2 separate regions of the Mus musculus genome follow, and region 2 is linked to region 1. A link is a loop called in an ENCODE intact Hi-C map of the cell type or tissue named here. Cell type or tissue: heart. All regions are shown on one strand. Each heading gives the region's core, and the rest is flanking DNA. Links, peaks and the distances in the headings are about the cores only.

Region 1 (11,167 bases), core at 3,201-8,200:
AGATACAATTTGCAAAACACATGAAACTCAAGAAGGAGGAAGACCAAAGTGTGGATATTTCGGTCCCTCTTAGAAGGGGGAAGAAAATACCCATGGAAAGAGTTACAGAGACAAAGTGTAGAGCAGAGACTGAAGGAAAGGTCATCCAGAGATTGCCCCACCCGGGGATCCATCCCATATACAGTCTCCAAACCCAGACACTATTGTGGATGCCAACACATGCTTACTAACATGAGACTGATATAGCTGTTTCCTGAGAGGCTCTACCAGTGCCTGACAAATACAGAGATAGATGCCCTCTGCCAACCATTGGACTGAGCACAAGATCCCCAATGGAGGAGCTAGAGAAGGGACCCTAGGAGCTGAAGGGGTTTGCAGCCCCATAGGAGGAACAACAATATGAAACAACCTAAATCCCCAGAGCTACCAGGAACTAAACCACCAACCAAAGAGTACACATGGAGGGACTCAAGGCTCCAGCCCATATGTAGCAAAGGATGGCCTTGTTGGTCATTAATGGGAGGAGAGGGCCTTGGTTCTGTGAAGGTTCTATGCCCCAGTGTAGGGAAATGCCAGGGCCAAGAAGTGGGAGAGGGTAGATTGGTGAGCAGAGGGAAGGGGGAAGGGATAGGCGGTTTTCGGAGGGGAAACCAAATATCAGGAAAATACTTGAAATGTAAATAAAAATATTTAATACAATATAATAATAATTGTAAGAATAAACAAAACAAAACAAAAAACATGTGCCAGGATGTACTCAAGAGCCCAGAACTTAACAGACTGATTCTATAAACAAAATAAATGCCTCAGCAACAAACTTGGCCAGAAACCTTCATTACTAGATAGATAGATATAGATATGTGTATGATATACACATATATCACATATATATATATATAAAACGCATGTCACTCATTATAGAGGTATGAATTAGAGATGACATTCATCAACATCTCAAAGGACTGTTGCAGAAAAACATACCAATTCAGGAAGGGCTTTCATGGACTTGTGCATGATATTTTATGAGCTATATCTGAAACTGATAGACCAATATTAAGACGTTCTAAATGTGCTCTAGTTAATACTGGGACAAAGTGTGTACCATTTCTAGCCTCTGGTTCTTATGTGTGAATTGCTGTTGTCCAATCATTTCTACAGCTCACTTAAACTACATGCTTCATCATGGGTCACAAACAATGTGACATTTAAAAGTTGAACACCAGGGGCTGGAGAGATGGCTCAGAGTTTAAAAGCACTGGCTGCTCTTCCAGAAGTTCTGAGTTCAATGCCCAGCAACCATATGGTGGCTCACAACCATCTATAATGAGATCTGGTGCAGTGCCCTCTTCTGGTATGCAGGCATATATACATGCAGAACACTGTATAGTAAATAAATAAATCTTTTTAAAAGTTGAACATAGGTGCTTGAGAGATGACTCAGCAGTAAAGAGCACTTCCTGGTATTCCAGAGGACCTGGGTTCAATTCCCAGCATCCACATTGGAGCTCACATCTGTCTGTAACTTCAGTTGGGGTGGGGGTGGGGGTCTGATACCCTCACAAAGACATACACGCAGATAAAACACATTTGAAATAAAATTTTAAAAAGTTGAACAGACTTACTAGAGAATCCTATGTATATTTCTAAACATTTAAACAAACACTTGTATATAAATGTAGATAGCACTATTATTTAACCTATTATCAAACTAAACCCAGACTATCAATCAACTGACAGCTATATAAACAATGTATATCTTTATAATGAATATTATTTACATAAAAAGGAATGAAATACTGATATTTGCTACAGTATATAATAAGCCTTGGAATCATTATACTGATCAAAATTCTAACCACAAAACCAAGTGTTTATGATTTCATTTTTAAGAAGTGTACATGAGTGATGGATCTGCAGCAGCAGGCTATGCATTAGACATTGTTTGGTCCTGAGGAAGAGGCTGAGGTTGCAGCTCCTCAGTGTGAATGATTTAATCACGGTGATCACTGTGCAGCTGCACGGAAATATTAAAAACTCCTGAAATTGTATACTTTAAGCAGGTGACTTTCATTAAACTATGTCATAATAAAAATGTTTGCAAACTGATACAAGATACAAAAGAAAGACACACTATAATCAAGTGTGTTTGATCCAGAAACGCAAGTGCTTTAATATCCAAAAAAGAAAAAAGTCAATCAGTGTGGTACATCTGCGAAAAGGACCGTCAACATCTAAACAGACATTAAAAACACACTCGGGAAAATCCTGCACTAACTAGGAAAATGGAGTTTAAAACCCTTATCAGACTTAATAGTGAAACACAGATATTTTCTCTCTTAAACTGGGTAAAAGGCAGGGCACTTTTACCACCTCTATTCAACATTATACTAGCCAGTAAAATAAGACAAAACATAAATCCATGTGGATTAAAAAGAATTATAACTTCATTTGCAAATGGCATAATGATGTATGTAGTATATTGTAAAGAATTCATTAAAGATAGGAATTTATAGAGGTGTATAGCAACATCATGGGACTCAGGATAAATGGACAATACTCCATTTTAATCTATATACTAGCCACAAAATATTACACATGAAATTAAAAAATTCACAATGACATAAAAAACTTAAATAGTGCAATACTTACAGGGTAAGTCATAAAATTTGCTAGGGAAATTTAAAGATCTAAGCAAGTAGTATATATATTATTATTCTGGGATAAATTTTTCTTTATACTTAAAATGATAATCTTCTTTCAAACTAATGTATAGATTTAAGGCCAGTCTCCTGAACAGCATTCCTGATGTTTGGCTTCAGAGCACGGCTCATTGGGACACTGTCCTTGCTGCTCCCCTGCCCTGGCTCCCCTGGGTGCTGGCACACTACCGCACTCCAATTGTAGTAAAAAGTGTCTGAAGCGCTTCTGTACTTAATTTTTTCATAACAGAGTTGGGAAATAAGCCCCATGTGGTGTGCTGCTGGCCTATTGACAAGGTATCAATAGAATTAAATGGGGGAGGGTGTAACCTGATCAAATAGAACTGGAATCTAGACTCTTGCACCACATACAAACTTAAATTGAACCATAAAACTCTAATGGTCTGAATTATAAAATACCTAGAAAACTAGGGAGAAATCTTAGTGACCTTCAGTTAGGCAAAAATCTCAAGTTACAACATAACACTTAATGACTGATCTCTATCAGTTTTGGGTCAGGGGAAGGAGGGGTAAGATAGGGGGAGGCAGAGAGGGGAGGAGTGAGTGAGTAGAGAGGAGGGTGGAAGGGACAGAGAGTAAGAAAATGTAGACACCCCCATGTACAGGCACACACACGCACAAAGACAGCAGATGCAAAAGTTATACACAAAATATATCCAAAATAAAGGACCACACCCAGAACATATTTTAAAAGTCTCATAAGAAAAAACAAGGCAAGATGGAAAATTCAGTGTCTATCGCAAATGGACTCCATGTGACCTACAAAACCCTGCCTCGTGCTGCATCCTTGAGGACCCAGAAGGATACTGCTGTGGGAGATCTCCTAACAGCCTGTGAGGAATGTGCGCTCCAACAGCAGACACAGCCTCAAGGAGCCAGCTCTAGATCCACATACCAAACCCAAACTGCACTGGTCATGTGACCTTCTGAGTTCTCAAGAGCGATGGACTGACTGCCTCCTACAAGAACCTTAGCTTTCCAGTGCAGATGAGTTTGCTGGCATGGAGTCAGCCAAACTGCATAGCCTAAAGCAGATACCTATACTCTCAGGCGAGGGAGATCATCCCAACGTACCCCTGCTGTGCTCACAAAGTGTGCAGACTCAACCCTCCCTTACACACACTGCAATGCTTTGAGAAGCTGAGGATAAAAGCAGGTGAGGTTGAAGAGAAGTTCAAAGAACTCTCTTAATGTAGATTTCTGGCTTCTTACAGTTTGTGTCACTGTCCCCAGGTAACAGTAGGGCGCAGGGATTACCTGCCACCTCTTCTGTGCTGCTCAAGGGAGGAGGTACAGCATGGGGACCCCTAACTGAATGCAGCTGAATGTAACTAATCTGTAGGACAGCCTCATGGCTCTGACGGGAGCGGCAAAGTGTCGCCTGTCCCAGGCCAACCTCTTCCAAAGACCTGAACGCATCAGTCAGGCTCCACTTCAGGCAAAGCTCCTTTCATCAAAGATTAGGAAGACACAGGGAACATTCTGGAGGGGGAATTGAAGGCACGTGTGCACCAATCCTGCATATTATTAGAAAAAAATCGAATTAAGTACAATATTTGTGCCCATGTAAGGCATAAGGTTCAATGTGTACAGGTATCTAATTTCAGAATGTCCTCGTCACAGCCTAAGCTTGCGCCCACCAAGTGCTCCAGCCACAGATCCTTCCCGGTGACTTTGCCTATTCTAGACAAGTCTTACAAATGGAATCATAGCTGTCCGCCTTTAAGACTGGTCCTTGTATCCACCACGAAGTCAAGGTCATCTGTGTTGTAGCACACAAAGCATCGAGTATTAAGTAACCACAGCATCTCCCACCCACCACCTCCACAGCGCCCTCTTAGCTTTCACATCATGTGATCTACCACCCTCCTGCTTTCCCGCTCATGGGCTCCTTTCTAGCTTTATAGCTAGTAGCTATACTCACATCCACATATATGTCTAGGTAGCTGGCCAGTCAGTGGTTCAGGTCTTGCAAGGTCTCCTCGGTTTGGATTCCACCTATTCCCGCCATCCCAGACACAGCGGGACACAGATATATGGGACCCGGAGCCCCCAGCACCTGCATAGATGCCAGCTGCGCTGCTAGTAGGCCGGACCAGCCGGCTGGGAGTCCGCACAGAGCCCGGGACCTGTGGAGGTGGTGGTGGAGCGGGTGGTGAAGCTTATCTTGTCTCGCTAAGGATGTTTTAAAAGGAACTTTCTGTTAGCACTTCATCCCTTCGACGAGCACCGTCGAACTGTGTGGTGCACATCCCTCATCAGCCAGGTGGTTACTTGCATTGCGTCTTGTTAGCTCCTATACTTCTAATATTCTGTATGATTTTGTAGAACGGGTGTTTTCCAGTCTCTTGAGAATTCTTGGATTGCATGCTAACTCTGTATTCAATGTATTCAGGAAAAGACAATCTTTTTCCTGAAGCCAGTGCAACAGTTTGCAATCCCACCCACAATATCCAACAGTTCACTTCTCTACAGCCTCAGCAACAAATCAAACCCAGGGTGTCACATGTGCAAAGCAAGGGCTGTCACTGAGTGACAAACTCAGCTACTGTTCAACTCTGGTAAGAGTGATGCCTGCTAAGAAGTGGCTCCTCTGCGGGCTTATTTACATTACCCTATTGATGTTGAGTGCCTTTCCTTAAGCTAAGTGGACAGTTAGAAACTAAGAAACTTTACAGAAGTGACTGCTTCATTTATTTGGAAAACTGGGTCTCGGAGTTTCTGGGCCAGTGAGGCGCTCAGTGAGTAAAGGTGACAGCTGCGGAAGCCGGATGACCTGGGCTCAATCTCCAGGCCAGGACCCATGCAAAGGTTTGAGAAGGAACGCTACAGAGCTGTTCTCTGTCCTCCATGTGCAGACCATGGCATGCGCACCCCCCCCCCCAATACATCATGCACACATACAATACTAATTATTTTTCTGAGTCCATTACACTGGCTGTTTCAAGTCTGCTGACCTAACTAAACTAGCTTCTCATGTCACATTTCATTGATGTTCAAAGTATGTTCAAGTTAGGATATTTTTACTAAGTATATAAAAATTTCATCATAAATTTTGGAAATTGCATATAAAAGTTAAAGCCATGACAGATATCTCAAATTACAAGGTACAGGTGAAGAGATTTATGAAGACACATGTAATGTATGGGTCCTGCATGCATTATACCGCATGCATAAATACTGACTTGAACATAGCTTGCTGGGCGGTGGTGGCACACGTTTTTAATCCCAGCCCTCAGGAGGTAGAGGCAAATGCAGCCAGATCTCTGAGTTTGAGGCCAGCCTGATCAAAGGAGTTCCAGGACAGCCTTCGCTGCATAGAAAAACCTCGTCTTGAAAAACAAAAGCAACAACAACAACACAAAGAATGGGGTTTATATGGCTAGTTACTAACAGTAAGAAACCACTAATAACTAAATGAAAAATGTGGTGATGTTTTAAAACCCTTACACTGAAATAACTACCCGTTAAATAATTTGCTTTCTGGGAAGTGCTTCTAAACAGATCAAGGTTCCAAACACAGGCAGCGTGCATGTACATTAACACTGGCCTGGAGACGAGCATGGTTTTGTTTCATGTCTTTTCTGTCTAAAAATTTTCATTAAAAAATTTAAAAACACAACCATAGAAAGGCACAGCAGCCTGTAATCTGAAACCCTGGTCTGATTTCTTTGTCATAGTGGGGACCTACCTCAGGGCTTCACTCATGCTAGACAAAGGCTGTAAGTTCCGCCCCAGTGCCACACTGCCCTTTAACCTGTAACCAGGGACCACTTGAGGTCGGGGTGACCTTGTACAGCTGCATAGGCAGCTGAAACAGAATGATAAGCAAATCTTTGGGAATTTCGTCAAAATTTCAAAGTTTCCTCAAAAGTGAAAGATCTAGAAAACATACACAGCATACTTCATGACATTTCAAGGACCTCACACTGTTGGTGTGACTAACGTCATACATGACACTTTGCACCCATCAGCACCAACCCTCACTCAAGGCGTCTCCAGAACCGCTCACTTGCACTGGTTTCAGAAAACTCAACCTTCATGGAGGAGCACAGCCCAGACTGATTTCATTCTTTTTCCCAATTCTAGAGCAATCTCCTAGGTCATCTCAAAGTCCCTCAGTTTGCACATCCTATAGATAAGAGAACTAACTGGAATGAGCATGCGTATGAAGGAAAGACAAGAGGACCAGGATAACCAGCAACACCTGCGTGGTGGTAGAACATCTCTAAGTGGTACAGCCACAATTCCAAATTTGAAACTGTGAGAGTTGAAAATGAATCCACACAAAGACAGACATTCATAGCATCATCATCCTAAAACAAACAAACAAACACCAAGTAGGAACATTAACTGTCTACTGCAAATAAGAACGAAGAACGGAGCTAACCCACATTCTAGGGTTCACCCCAAGGACAGTTTAAGCTCACAAACTATATGATTCTCCCTACATTTCAGAAAGGAAATGACTGCACACAAATTAGCAGAAGTCCTTGGAGGGACAGGAGCAGCTCAGGGGACATTTCCAGTCAGGTAGTCTTGCTCTAAAACCTGATTGTGAGGATGCAGCTGTTGGAGCTGCTGGGTGACTGAACCTTGAAGGTGCAGGGATTATACTTCAAAGGAGCCGTGTCTGCTGCTGGTACCAATGCTACCACTGCCTGTGCCTTCAGCCTCTTGTGATTTTATGAAGAGTGACCAAAACAAATGCTTAGGAAGACTGTTAATGCTCTGCATGGCAGGCAGTCCAGAGATTTGATATAAATTCTAATGACTCTTAGGACACAGTCTACATTTGCTTGAAAGCATGTTGCCTGTACAGGTCCCACATCAGCATGCCATTCATAGTTGCTACCGTCTGCTGAGACAAGGCAGCCACATAACCTCTGTTTACAACAGCATAGACCTTTGGCCAAGGTGGCCATGTTAGCTCTGTTTACCATAGCACAGTCAGCACTTTGGCCATTTTACACATTTTACTCTAAACTAATCCATCCCCCGTCTTGATCTCTATTTTCTTCTGGAAAAAAAATTTTTGCTTGATATCACTCAATTTTTCCATTAGATAAAAAGTTTTTTCTATTTTATAACCTGAAATAAAATTTTATTATTTATATTGAATATGCCTTTACACAAAAATATACTTTCTAGATGTAAAGCAGTTGTAGGTTTTCCTCTTCCGTGTTTGTTAATTAAGCTGTTCCTTGTACACTTCACACAATTGTTTCAAATCAAACTTTGTTTTCAAAGTTTTGATTTTGGTTCAAAACTTTTCCATTTTCTTTGAACTTGATGAGTGCTTTCTCCTAGAGAAGGACTTGCTTCTAAGCAGATGTTGGCTTTTTCTTTTCATCTCCATGACTTTGCATTGGCCTCCAGATTTGCCAACGACGTAAAGTTACCTTCTCAGACAACCAATAGCACATCTTAGGGACAGGAGCGTAGCTCTGCTGGTCAGTGCTTCCGGGGGGCCTGGGCTCCATCTCCAAAACTGCATAAACCTTGCCTCTGATTCCAGCACTCAGAGGCAGGTAGGCCGGCCAGGTGTTCAAGATCACCCTCACTTACACCAGGAGTTCAAGGCCAACCTGGGGCTGCACGAGACCATCTCAAAAGCAAACACAAAACATTTTAAAACTCAAATATTAGGAGCCAACCTAAGGAACCAGAAGACTGGCTGCTCTTCCCTAGGGCCTGAGCTCCATTTCCAGAAGCCACAGGGTGGCTCACAAGCACCTAACTTCAGTCTCGAGGGATCCAGCGTCCTCTTCTGGGCTCCTTGAACATGAAACACAGAAATACATAAAGGCAAAATACCCATACCCATAAAAGGGAGGAAGAAAGCCAAGCCAAGCTGCTCACCGTATCACATGCCTCTAATCCCAGCATCTGGGAGGCTGAGGGGCAGAATTACATTTGGGGCAACACTGGGCTATAGCACGGTCCATTTCAAAAACACAGTATCAAAACAAAGTTAAAAAATGGAATTCTAACAACTCTCCTATGAAACACTTGGAAGAGAGAAAAGCAGTAGGGTGTGGTGGCATGCACCTTTAACCCCAGCCTTCAGGAGGCTGAGGCGGGTGGACCTCTATGAGTTCATGGCCGGTTGTCTCAAAACCCACAGTAACAAAATAAGCAAAACCAAACTAACCAAACAAACCCCCAAAACACCACCACCACTACCAACATCACCAATCACCCACAAAAATATAAGAGTGTAATAGGGCTGTCTGCATGGGACAACTCAAACACCCTGAGCCACAGCCTGTAAACCAAAGGACAGTATAACTGCAAAAAATTAAACTGAAAGTAACTTGCTTGTGAAGGGAGAGAACCTTTGTATACACGTAAGTAAATCTTTAATTTTCAGTTTAAAAGAGTAGGGGATGTAGCTTTGTAGTTGGCACTTTGCTTGTCTAACATGCACAATGCCACCTTTGATCCCCAGCTTCAAATAAACCGGGTGTGGTACACTGTAATCCCAGCACTCAGGAGATAGGGACTAGAGGGTCAGAAGTTCAAGGATATCCTTGGTTACACAGTGATTCTGAGAATGGCCTGGAGTTCATGAGTCCCCATTTCAAAACAGTAACAACAAAAGCAAAAGTGAGTAACTACAAAGTTACTTCTCTTTTAACGGCCCTAGATAAAGCCATTACCCGTTAGGCCATGTTACGTCTGCTCTTTTCACCATGATTTAACTGTTTATGAGAGGTTTTATGCTGGTATTTTTGACGATGTTTGTTTTCCAAATGAACCTGGGGCTGGAAAGATTACGGGCAGCTTGCTCTGCTCCTCAGCTGCTCTAGGTGGCTCCAGGTGTCTGCATCTCTAGCTCTCCGGGATCCCATGCATCCGTTTGGCCTTCATCGCCTGTAATCATATGCACACACCACACATACCTCCAGCCACATAATTTAAAATAAAAAAGAATCTTGAAAAACAATCAACCAAAGAGAAGTCAAAAGCTGCATTAGCACCAATTCCTTCCATGAGCCCATGGCAAGGTTGTCCAAGAGGTAGTCTACAGCAAATGACACTTTCCAAACAGGCAATACAGAAAAGAAGCCAGGAGTGCCCAGAGGAGACCATGGGTGACAGTTCCAAGCTTATCTGTTCTGCCTCCAGAGAGTGGCACAAATAAAGCAACTCAGTTAACCAAAAGGAGTCAATGGAAACCAGAAATTAACTTCACTAGATTCCTATGAAATAAAAAGTACTGCTATGATTATAAAAATGGAAGCAATAAAAGGGTTCAGAAATACACTCAAGTTTATAATCAATTAAAGGGTGAGCCATAATTTGACCCTATTCATCATCTGTCATATAAAAGCCACAGTTCAATTATTAAGATATATGATAAATAGTTCACATTTTAAAACATTTATCATTACATTATCAAATTTGGTAAACTCTTATCAAAACATCTCAGCATTCAATATAAACCATATTATTAAAAGTTTAAGGTAACAACAACAACAAAAAGCCCAGAGGTGTCAGGTAAATATTTCCTATTAAAGACACAATTTAACATTCAGAGCCACATAAACGCTCACTGAACGGTCATTCATGTTACAAGGGCATACTTTGTAAACAAGTATAACTTTTCCCAACACCATTTTCCATTTTTCATCCCCAAATTATTCTCTTAGGTCAACTTGCTCCTATTTGTATGCCAAAATGACAGGTTTCCAAACAGTCCTTAACAGCAACACACGTAAACACACAAGCAGGGTGGGCATGGAATGGCTCAAAAACTTATCATCAAAGAAAAAAATAAAAAAAGAACTCTGCACTCAGATCCTTGAGGGGGGAAAAAATGTCAACCTTGTTTAAGAATTATTCAGGAAAGAGATTACATAAAAGGCTCCCGATGGTTTCAGTGAGCGAATTTACCAACACTAAAACTTTTTAAAAGTTCGATGAGGGGTGCACTCACAGTGCCGCAGTATACAACTAACGCAGTTAAATAAACAACACAGCTGAGCACATTGTAAACATTACGGAGCAAACACGTGGCGTAGCTTCTCTTCCCCCAGATGTGCCATTACAGCGCTCGGCCATGAAAAGTCTTCAAGTCTAGTCTAGTTATGTGAAACACTAAAACACTGAAATAATATGGGAGAAGATTTAGTCATGGCAAATTTACTGAAGCTTTTATTGCCTCTGTGGGTAATATGACAGGGATTGGAAACGACACACTTGAACTTACAGAGATATGCAGATGATAGTCACTCAAGAGAACCTTGACCTCAAGTATTTTTATATGTGGGTACTTCTCATTTTATACAGTTTACTATTTAAAAAGCATTACATTTAAAAATGTGTACCTGTTCTGACATTTGGCAAAAAGTAAACTCTCCCTATGGTTCTGTCTGGAAAGAAAAGAATCAGCTTGGAGACCTGACCCACACGAAGACTGAACCCCATGATCCTCTGCCGGC
Region 2 (11,167 bases), core at 4,180-9,179, 200 kb before region 1:
GCTAAGCAGTGGTTGTCAGCTCATGGGTTGCTACCCCTGTGGGGGTCAAATGTCCTTCCACAGGGGTTGCTTATCAGATATTTATACCACAGTCCATAACAGTTGCAAAAGTACAGTTATGAAATGAAATGATTTAATGTTTGGGGGTCACTACAACATGAGGAACTGTATTAAAGGGTTGCAACATTAGGAAGGTTGAGAACCAGTGCCCTAGAGAACACGTATGCAAGGTACTGGGTCCTCTCTTGTCCTTTGCTTCTTGTGTAGCTAATTATAACAAACTAAATTGTAAGTAAGTATAGTCCCTAAAAATTCCCACCTATTTCGGGAAAGAGAGAACCCTAGACCATCATGTGAACAAGGCGTCAAATAGAAAGTGACCAGGAACAAAGGAAGCTACATCCCGGTAGCTGTGGTTGGAGTCAGTTCCATGGGGACACTACAAAGCAGGTCACGTCAATGTGACACCAAAGAGCACAATTGCATTAGCAGTCAGCAGCACCTCCAGGGTCAGCAGTAGCAACACTGGGTACAGCTAACAGACAGATAAGGTCAGTGGTTAACTAAGAAGCTGGAGGTGGACAAGGGTTGGAGTGGTCTTCAGCTACCATTAACTGAGCAGAATGACTTCCATGGTTAGGCCAGAAAAGGCCCTATGATTGATTCATCCTGCAATGTGTTCAAAGGATTCATCATAATTCTTATTAAAAAGTCCCTAGACCGTTTCATATTGTTGTCCAGGTGGGTTTCCCTTGAGAAACTCTCCCACTTTGGGGAACTTTTATCTCTTTCCTTCTTTAACTTTATGTACTAGCACCTGCCTCTGCTCTGCTTGCTCTCACATCTTCAATGATCCTCCATTCGAGACAACAGACTGGGAAATGCCCATCAGGAATGAAAGAAATCTTACTGATCTAAAAATCATGCATCATTGTTATACAAGCTGGGAATCTCTAGACCAGAAACCTAAAACCCAATGTTTAAACATCTGAAACATTTTGAGCCTGGACATGGTACCACAGTAGAAATTTTCACATCAGAACCCATGTAACTGATAACAGTAAAGACAGAAGTACATTTTAAAATATTGGTCTGGAGAGATGTCTCAGCAGCTAAGGGAACCTGCTGCTCTTTTGCAAGACCTGAGTTCAGTTCTCCAAACCCACATCAGGCCTCTGGCAACTTCCTATAACTTCAGGGAGCTCAGAATTCCTTTCTGGCCTCCTCAGGGGCCTTCCCAGCCACACATACACACATACATAATTTTAAATATTAAATACTTTGAAAGATATTATACACACAAGGCACAGTGGCACATATCTGTAATCCTAGCCCTTATGAGACAGAGCCAAGAGGATTCCCACAAGTTTGATGGCAGCCAAATCCGCATAGTAAATTCTAAGCCAGCCAGTGTATGCATAGTGAGATACTGAAAAAGAAACTTATTTATGTAAGCTATCTATATTATAAATTATGTTATAATTATACATTTGTGTGACATTATTAAAAATTACCTTTGGGCTATATATGAGGTGCTTATGAAATTAAAGTGAGATATGTCATTACATATCTGCAAATAGTCCAAAATACAAAAGAAATATAAAACCTGAAACACTCTGATTTCAACCATCTCAGTTAAAAGACTAAGATTTTTTTTTTCCTGTCACATGCATTGAGAGGCCATGTGTTTGCGTGGTTAGTAACTAGGGCTGTCATTGGTCATGATGGTCCACTCCTGTGCCCAGAGCAGTAGTCAGGACACTAAGGTAGGAGAATGGCAAGTGACACCCCAGCCAAGTATGTCGCAGGATAGCTCTCGCTCGCTCGCTGTCTCTGTCTCTCTGTCTCTCTCTCTGTCTCTCTGTCTCTGTCTCTGTCTCTGTCTCTCTCTCTCTCTCTCTCTCTGTGTGTGTGTGTGTGTTTCCCTTCCTCTCAACCTCTCCTCCTCTCCCCCTCTTCCCCCTGCCTGACATTCCCCCTCCCCTGCCACCAAAGAACTGTGCCGTGAAATAATGCAGATCAAGAATCACCTATTCTCTGTGATCTTGCACAAGTTAGTTATCTATCTTCCGTAACACTGGGTTTATCTTGCACAAGTTAGCTATCTTCTGTAACACTGGGTTTCTGATTTCTGAAATGAGACCATATGCTCCTCATAAAGTCGGTGCAAAGTTGAAATAAGATGAAACATGTGACTACTTACTCCACACAGTAATTGCTCAATAAACATATGTTATTCCTTCTACTGTCTTAACGTTGGAGATAATAACCTAGTAACTGTAGACACTACAGCCAAATACACGGGTTCAAAAGTCAGACCTTGGTTGGGCTATTTAGTTAACAGCGTGACCCTAAGCAAGTCACTAAATCTCTCTGCCTCCCTTTCCCAGTCTTTAAAATGGAGATAGTTACTGTGCTAATCTCACAGGGATATGAGAGGATTAAATGAGGTCCTGGTACATGGTCAGGACCTTCTAAGTACTGACTGCCACAGCCACCAGCAGCTGGCTACTCTGCTTCCTTTGATTTATCCATGGTTTTCTGACTTTCCCATCAATTGTACAATAATACACAAAGTGGTTTTCATGTGCCTCATTCCAGTCTTAGGGTATCCTGTGATAGAAACAGAAAGGAAATTTAACACAGATTATATAACTTTCTCACGAATATTTGTCCATGCTAAATCATCTATTTTAATGTCATTCAATATGGTTATCACTTTTATAATATTACATTTGAAAAAAGAAATTAAGGTATAGCACACACACACAAAAGTACTATAGGTTCCTTGTTTCAATTCATTGAGAGCGTGGCAATGAAGCTGGTCTAAGTAGGTGCAATTCTGCCCGCTTAGCATAAGGTGGCACCAAAGTATGCTTCAACCTATGGTTCCAGTTAGGTAATGCTTTGAGAAGCCGTGAGTTTGCCTGGTTATGAACTGCGGCACACCTGAACCATAAGCAGGCAAGAGACTGAGGTAGGAGCTTTGGACAAGGTCTAGGAATACAAAAGTCTGTTTAAGTGTCTTGGCCCATAGCTTCTCCAAAGTTTGTGTGCCTTAAATGTCTAGAAATGGGTAAGACAAGGAACATTCCATTGCAAATGTGTCTAAAAGTCACCTTCTAGGGCTCATGCCCCTTCAGCTTTAAAAACTCCGGGGAGCTAAGGAATGCTGAAATCAGGAAAAACAGCCTTACCCAGGGAGGACCACAGTAATGGGCTACCCAATATCAAACGGTCAGCTCTGAAAATATGTGCATACAAGTAACAGTATATAGACTGAGCAGGTTGTATTTATGTATTTAGGAATGTGTGTGTGTGTGTGTACATGTATGTGTAATAGCAATTAAAGAAAAAAGATCATGAATTTGAAAAAGAGCAAAGTAGGCAGGGGGTATATGGGTGGGTTTGCGGAAAGAAAAAGGAAAGGGGAAATGATATAATTAAATATACTCTCAAAAAATTTTTAAATTATGGATAAAGAGTCACCTTCCAGTAAAGCGCCAATACGACTTCAGCAAAAGTATTTAGCTTCTTCCAGGAAGCTATGCTGTTTTTCTGTTATGCTAAAAACAAACAAATGGGAAAGAAAGGGAGAGGAAGCAGCAAAGAGCAGTAGCTCACTTGGTAGAGTACTTGCCTTGGTAGGCCTTGGCACACACAAAGGCCTGGGTTCGATGCCTGGCACAGTGTAAACCCAGCATGGAAGTGCTCACTGTTATCCCACCAAAGAAGAGACAGAAGCAGAAACATGAGAAGCTTAGGGTTATCCTTAGTCCACATGGTAAATTCAAGGCTAGCCTGGGCTATCTGAGGTCCTACCAAGAAAGAGGGGGGGGAGGGGGAAGGGAGGGAGGGAGGGAGGGAGGGAGGGAGGGAGGGAGGGAGGGAGGGAGGGAGGGAGGGAGAGAATGGGAGAGGGAACCTAAATAAACAGACTTTGAATCTACTTTAAATCAATAGCCCTTGACCAAGTGGGAAAAGGGCAAAAGGGAAGAGAGACTTCGTTAGATAGTTTGGTGGATGCTCCTGGAGAACTGCTCTCTGAGAAAGATTGTAGCCTGAGATAACATAATTAGCCTCTGTGGCCTACTTTCTGTGTGTGTGTGTGTGTGTGTGTGTGTGTGTGTGTGTGTGTGTGTGTTTACGCGCATGCGTGAGGGGGCATCCCTGTCTTTCTGTTGTCCCCACTGAGAGGTTACCTTTCACTTCCTCCTCCAAAGGATCCCACCACCACCCCCTCCCCATCCTCTCTCTTGTATGAGACTTGTTGGTTGGTGTGATTTCTGCAGCATTCCATGGCCCCTATCTGCCAAGGAATTTTTCCAAGGCTAAACCCTAACACTGATACCTTGGCTCAGAAGGTGCCTGTACTCCCGCTAGCTCAGGGTTTGAGCCACACCAGGACCCTAGCTACAGGTGTCACCTGCAACAGACCCACTTTCTAGCCCACTGATTGATTGGCCCTCCATCCATCACCAGAAAATTTTGGGTATTTCTAGCTAGAGTAAATAGAATTAAAGTTAAACTTTAAGAAACTAAATTTCTTTTATCCAGATGATACTGAATAATTAGAATATATATACACGTGTAGACACATAAGTGTACACAGAGAGACAGTGAAAACCCTTGACTCTTTTAAATACTAGTTTTGAATAAGGGAGAGGTTTAGGGTAAGCAAACAGTGATAACACCAACAAATACATGCTTAAACAAAAGGACATAAAATCTTCATGTGTAACCTCACTAAAACCAAGATTAGTATCATTTTATCATTAGAAATATACCAGATAAGATATTAATTATCATGAGCATGTTTTTTAAAACTCTAATTCCAAAAGAGACATGAAAAAGGAAGAAAACTGTTTAGTTACTTGGGCTTCTCAGTTGCCAATGAGTATCATCCGGCATTGTCAAAGTCCACGAGGATGTGCTCACAGATGGCGTGAGATCTCACCACCTCAAGTTTCACAGTATGGAAGGGAGTTAGAAGTACCTGGGTACAGTCCTGACCTTTTCATCAGAGTGCAGTCCTTAACATAATTTCTTTCTGTTGTGTGATGAATGAAATAGTCTTTGAAGACAAATTACTTGATAAATGAGGCAGTGTTTGTAGACAAAGGCTATGCTGTGGCCACTGCCTGAGGTGTGTAGCCAACCTTGATGATCAGTCCATATACACATGCCCACAGGCCTTTCAGCAACCATAATGGAAAGAGTGTTCATCTCTTAGGAGTCACAAATACATTGTTTTTGTGACAAGAGCTCACTGTGTAGCCCTGGCTGATCTGGAATCCATCGTAGAGATCTGACTGGCCTTGAACTCAAAGATCTGCTTGCCTCTGCCTCTAAAAGTGTGTGTGTTCCACCAGGCCCTGCCACAATCAATAAAAACAAAAACTAATATAGTGTTTGATTATAGAAAGTAGTGTTTCTCTTTGAAGAGCCTACTTTAAAGCTCTTCTACCTGGGCTTCTGTCTTTAGTTTTACAAGATGATGATTTTAAGGAGAGTACCCAAATCTCTGTTCACATGTCCCCAAATCATGTTCACATTCCCCTCTGCCTATCATGGTCATAAGGAGACCTAGTAAGGCTGAGGAGTATTGAAGAGTCTGAGGACTCCCCAAACCTAAGTCACTCTCAAGCAGTATTAAACCAAATAAATTTATATTGAAGACAAAATAAATAAATAAATAAATAAATAAATAAAGGATTCATGACACATTAACTGTAGGAGGAAAATAATTTAAATGTGTTCTGTGCACAAAACACAGAAGGGCACATTGAGACTCTTGACGATGTCAGACTTTATTAAATAATGATAAATTCACAAGCTATGTTGCTTTTGCTGGCTACGGTTTACCTGGGTGTCCCAGTTTCCCTTGATAGCAGACTATTGGCAACACACATTACTTTATTCCGGTCTTAATCACTAACATCAACTCTCAGATCTGACATTGTACTTCAGACTCACAAGTGTGCATACATGTGTATGTGCATGTGTGTGTCTGTATGCATGTAAATTGCAGAATGGCTACTAATGGGTTAATGAAGTGGTATAGTTCAAAGAGGGCTTTACAAAAAAATTGGTACAGATGCAGGTACTGCAGGTAGTTTTAAAATCCAGTTGGAGAGCAAGCCGGTGGCACTGAGCTGAATCATGGGACCACAAGGTAGGGCAGAAACGCAGGACGACAGTGGTGAAGACCTGGTCCATAGGTATAGACAGACAGACCAACAGATGGCAACTCATAAGGGATGTTTCAAGAAGTAAGGAGCTTGCTGGGCTGAAGCTCAAGAAGTCTCTGCCCCCATACCAGACAAGTGGATGACCGTTGCTGGGACTGTCATCATCATGGTATTGAGTGTCTGTTAGTGGGGTCTAGGTAAGGAGATCTCACCCTTCCTTGGCCTGTGTGTTTGAGGGTTTCTTGGGTCTGGATTTTTCTGTTGTGGTTTCAAATCTACTTTGATAAGTTTATAATTGGTACCTTTTTTAAGAATCAGTTATCTGCGGGGCCTAGCAAACACATAAGTGGATGCTCACAGTCAGCTATTGGATGGATCACAGGGCCCCCAATGGAGGAGCTAGAGAAAATACCCAAGGAGCTAAAGGGATCTGCAACCCTATAGGTGGAACAACATTATGAATTAACCAGTAACCCGGAGCTCTTGACTCTAGCTGCATATGTATCAAAAGATGGCCTAGTCAGCCATCACTGCAAAGAGAGGCCCATTGGACTTGCAAACTTTATATGCCCCAGTACAGGGGAACACCAGGGCCAAAAAGGGGGAGTGGGTGGGTAGGGGAGTGGGGGGGAGGGTATGGGGGACTTTTGGGATAGCATTGGAATGAGGAAAATACCTAATAAAAAAATTAAAAAAAAAAAGAATCAGTTATCTGGCAGTCTGTGCTTCCGGTGGTATCTACGTGGACAGTCATGTTGCCTCTGAATTTGCTGCTTTGTAAAATGGAGTCACCCAGGGCACAGCTTTCACATAACAGAGGAGAGCACAGCCTGAACCTCTAGCGAGAGCACGTGATTTAAAAGAATCCACATGAGTACAGTGCCCTCAGAGGCCAGAAGAGGGTGCCATAGTCCCTGGAGCTGGGTAGAATTATAGGTATCAGACATGAATGCTAGAAACTGAACTCACGTTCTCTGGAAGAACAGGAAGTTCTCTTAACTGCTGAGCCATCTCTCCAGCCCTTGCTTTCCTGTTTTCATTGATAGGCTTACGTTAAGCAAGCCTTTGCTCACTATGCCTGTCTTTTCCCATGATACATCTGCTATTAATCATGTGCATGCCCGATCATGTATAAGCATACGATGGTAAGTAGATGTTCTTCCTACAAGTTCACACACAGGACACACTTTACCTCTCTGGGAGTCATCGGAGACCGGCTGGATCGATCAATCCACTGTTCCCAGATGTGCTTACTGTCTTTTGAGCCCTCATCTGTCTCTCCGCCCTTGAGCTTACATTTCCATTGAGATACCCTTGATGAAATCACCAACTCTGCTTCATAAATTGGCAAATCTTAAAGTTCTTTCAGCGACTGAGTTAAGGTTCATAAAAGTCCCAAGGGTGCTAAAGGTGACGTGTGTCCTCGTCTTCCCGCCTCCGGTGACGTCATCGCTAAGACTCTTGAAGTGTGATTCCTGTGAATAGTCTACACCTGTACTTCCGGCTGTGTCTTACTTTCGTCGGAGCAACACTCTTTCTTTCAGGCCTCTGTGTAAGCCTGTATGAAAACAATTAACAAAATCTCTGCTCCAACAGTCCTGAAATTCTTGCTATTGAAGTCCCATTTCCGCCTGACATCTTGGTCCTTAAACATCTTGGGTAGCTAGCTGCTCAGGCTAGGATGGCGGTGTAGAGCTTTGTCTCTGACCCCTCACTACTGGCACCTCCCACCCCGGTTGTCTTCAGGAGGATGTCATGAGCTAACTTAGTAAAAGGCCTGGGGAAAGCATAAATAGCCCTGGTCAAGGTAGGGTCCTGCAGATCACTGACCTGCAAATCATTGTCTCCTGCAAGGACAAGGTGCAAACCAGTTTCTAGCGACAAGTGCCCCTCTGGTTAGCTACAGGCTTGAAACTTTTTCTTCTGGTAGTATGAGATTCCCGAGAGCATCCCGATTTTAGGGGTGGTCACTCTGTCATAATTTGATAGCCAAAGTAAGGAACAAAAGAATCCTTTAGATCCTTTGTCAGTCCATTTATAAAATTCCTGGAATGTGCCACTTCGGCATGAGTGTTGTTTGGAGTGGAAGGTATTTGAAAAGCAGCAGATGCTGAAGGAAAGGAATCCCCTTCATTCCCTTCTCCTTGCATACAGGAGAATAAAAAAAAAAAAAAAACCTACACTGAAGACTAGGCAAAAAAGAATGCCTCTCAATGGGGAGGCACAACAAACAGGATTCTGTACAAACAAACCCTGCTAAAACAATTCCTATTTTCCTTTAGCCTCCTACAGAATTTACTTCTCTGTACTCGTGTCTCTGTTCAACTTAATATAAAAGCATTCGAACGTCACCCCTTCCCTGATGTTTAGTTCTCAGTCGGAGCTCCCCAGTCCACAAAACTAAGATTAAATACTTATGTTCTCCTCTTACTTTTTTCATGTGTCAAATTAGTTCTTGAGCCCAGCAGGGAAGCATGAGAAGGCAGTGATAAAATTCTGCTTTTCCGACTCAAAACATTATTTGAATTCATCCCATTATGTGTTGCCTCAAAGACATACAGTTAAAAAAAAATTGAAACACTGAAATTAATGACTGATATATTTAATTTTGAGATTTATTTTTTAATAATGTGTATGTGGGGGAGGATGTGGTGGTGCCCATGATGGGTAGTAGCATCAGACCTTCCTGGGGCTTACAGATGGTGTGGGTGCTGGGAACTGAATTCCTACCCTCTACAACAACAGTATACAGTTTACTGCTGAGCCCACTCTCTGGTGGCATATAGGCTGATTTCTGATTAAGCAAATAAAGTAACCACATACTTTCCTTCTTATTTAAATCCTGACAATACCACTAAATGAAGAAAAATGAATATCTGTAGGAAGGAAGAAAATGCTGGGAAGATAGATGACTTAGATGATGGGAAAGAGGATCTAAGTTCAAGCTCCCAGAAGCCACTTGGAAAAGCCCTGTATGGCAGCACACACTGTAACCCAGTTGAGGCTGTAGTGACAGGAGGAATCCTGGCTTGCAAGCCAGCTAGTCTACACAAATCAAAAGGCCTCAGGTTCAGTGAGAAACCCTGTCTCAAAAATAAGATGGTACTGGCCTTGGTGGTACACATCTTTAACCCCAGAATTTAAGAAGCTGAGGTAGGAGGATTTCTGAATTTCAAGACATCACGGTCTATATAGAAAGACCCTGTCTTAAATAAAAAATTAAGAGGAAAAATAACTGAGAAAGAGGGTACAAAGAAGGAGGGGAAGGAAGAGGAAGAGAAAGAGAAAAAATAACAACAGTAAAAGAGACTAGAAGGGGTATCAGTAGGTGTAACAAGCAGAGTATCTCATCCAAGGAAAAAGAGCTACCGGAACTGAAGAGATCCCTGACAGGAGGAACCTAACTGGACCTGCTGAACCACTGAGAAACTTAGGACTTGGAAGCACCACGGGCCACACAGGGTGGAGATGCTAGCTTTGAATATATTAAGGCAGCAAACTGATTGAAAAACCCAAGTGGAGCATGGACCTCTACCCAAACGTGGCTCCCTGAAACAGAAGCTCCTATGCCGAGTTTGCTTTCATACTGTTCACTTAAAAAACACCGAGCAGGTGGAACTGGGCAGGGCATGGAGCTCTGTGAAGCTTTGGTTCAGTCTCCAGCAGGAAATAAAATTAAACCAAACCCCACAGGGGTTCCCTGAGGAAACTAACTGGGTATCATCTCTCAACACTGGCAATCAATCTGCCCCAAAGGAGATGAGAAAGGGGAACACACTCTCCACGAGGAAACAGCACCCTGCCTAGGGGAAATGCATGACCCAGTAAATCATTTAAAAGATTATGAGAGACTTTTTTGTCACTCAATTGTGCAACTCTTGAGCATTGACTTTGCAGGTGACAGGGTTGTGTTACAGAGCCAAGAGGGTGGACATGCCTGTGAGTGGCACCTGGCCCTTTGCTCTTTACAGCCTCCAAAACATTCCTTGTGCTGTCTTTCTGGGTCCCTTCCTTTGTCTCCAAATCAGGATCACACCTGGCCAATGTGAGCTCTTGCCCTCCTCTCTATCACATTTCCTCTCTTCCTTTAGGAAGATTTGGATTGCATTTGGGGTTCATCTGGGTCATCCAAGTTATGTTTGGGGTAGAAGGAGACAATACAGGGCTTTTTTGTAACTCGACACCCTGGCTCCTTGTCCTATTTCACAATGCTTATTACCGACCTAATGGGGACAGGTCTCAATCTTGCCTGTGATTAGCTGGAGAAGAAGCTTTGCTTGCCATCCAATCCCAGTGAAGCATGCTCTGAAAAGATGCTTCAGCAAAACGCATCACTCCTCGATTGGCCCTCTCTTCGGCTCTCAGAAGATCACTGTTCTGTGCTGTGTTTAGCAAGATTCAGAACTCAGGAGCTTGAGGCTGACATCCAAAGAGTAGATGCAAAAAGCTTGCATTCCCCACCTATCAAATGAATAAAATCAAGAACAAGAAACTCTCACAGGTCCAGATTAAGGGAAAACCATAGGACTCACAAACCTGATTATTTTCTCTATTAAAACAAGAGATCTTTGAGACTGCATTTCCCTCTGCCTACATTTAATTTTTTAAGTGTCTTCAAACAACCCAACAACATGGGGCCCAGGTCCTCTTTGCACCTTCAAAGGACTATTAGCCTGCCTCACAGTTAATTACATATGTTCTTACTGTTTTCTATACATTGTAGGTGTCTATAGGCATGGGAAGCAGGGCATTAGCTCAAATCCCCACCTCTAGCCCTACCTTAGCCAAACTGTAAATCAATTTACTTTCAACTTCTTTCCTGATGTTTTTCAAAATACAGAGAAACTGTGTGACAAATTTAACAAATCTAAATGTCCACTAAGAATAACAATCAAGGCAGCTCTGTAGACAAAGGAGAAAGAGGCAAATGACGCAAGTTTGAGACTGGTGCCCCCACCGGGAAATAGTCAGACAAG

What was found. Peaks named below come from ENCODE experiments on the same cell type or tissue, not always from the same donor. Only the 100,000 strongest peaks of a DNase experiment are listed, where the experiment ranks them.
Region 2: it touches region 1 in a loop (3-fold over the local background); 11 of 42 quality-filtered maps call a loop at or near these places.

The regions. Positions count from the first base shown.
Region 1 is chr3:35,882,126-35,893,292 of GRCm38, forward strand. It overlaps Dcun1d1 (DCN1, defective in cullin neddylation 1, domain containing 1 (S. cerevisiae)), which reads right to left. Exons shown (of 7, transcript NM_001205361.1): 7 at 9,980-11,167. It also overlaps the pseudogene Gm20595. Among named protein-coding and RNA genes, the nearest start is that of Dcun1d1, 45 kb to the right of the region's middle. In heart, for the core only: no CTCF peak of the experiment used is centred there; no DNase peak of the experiment used is centred there.
Region 2 is chr3:35,686,103-35,697,269 of GRCm38, forward strand. No RefSeq gene overlaps it. Among named protein-coding and RNA genes, the nearest start is that of Gm6639, 26 kb to the left of the region's middle. In heart, for the core only: a CTCF peak has its summit at 7,090 (motif pointing right); no DNase peak of the experiment used is centred there.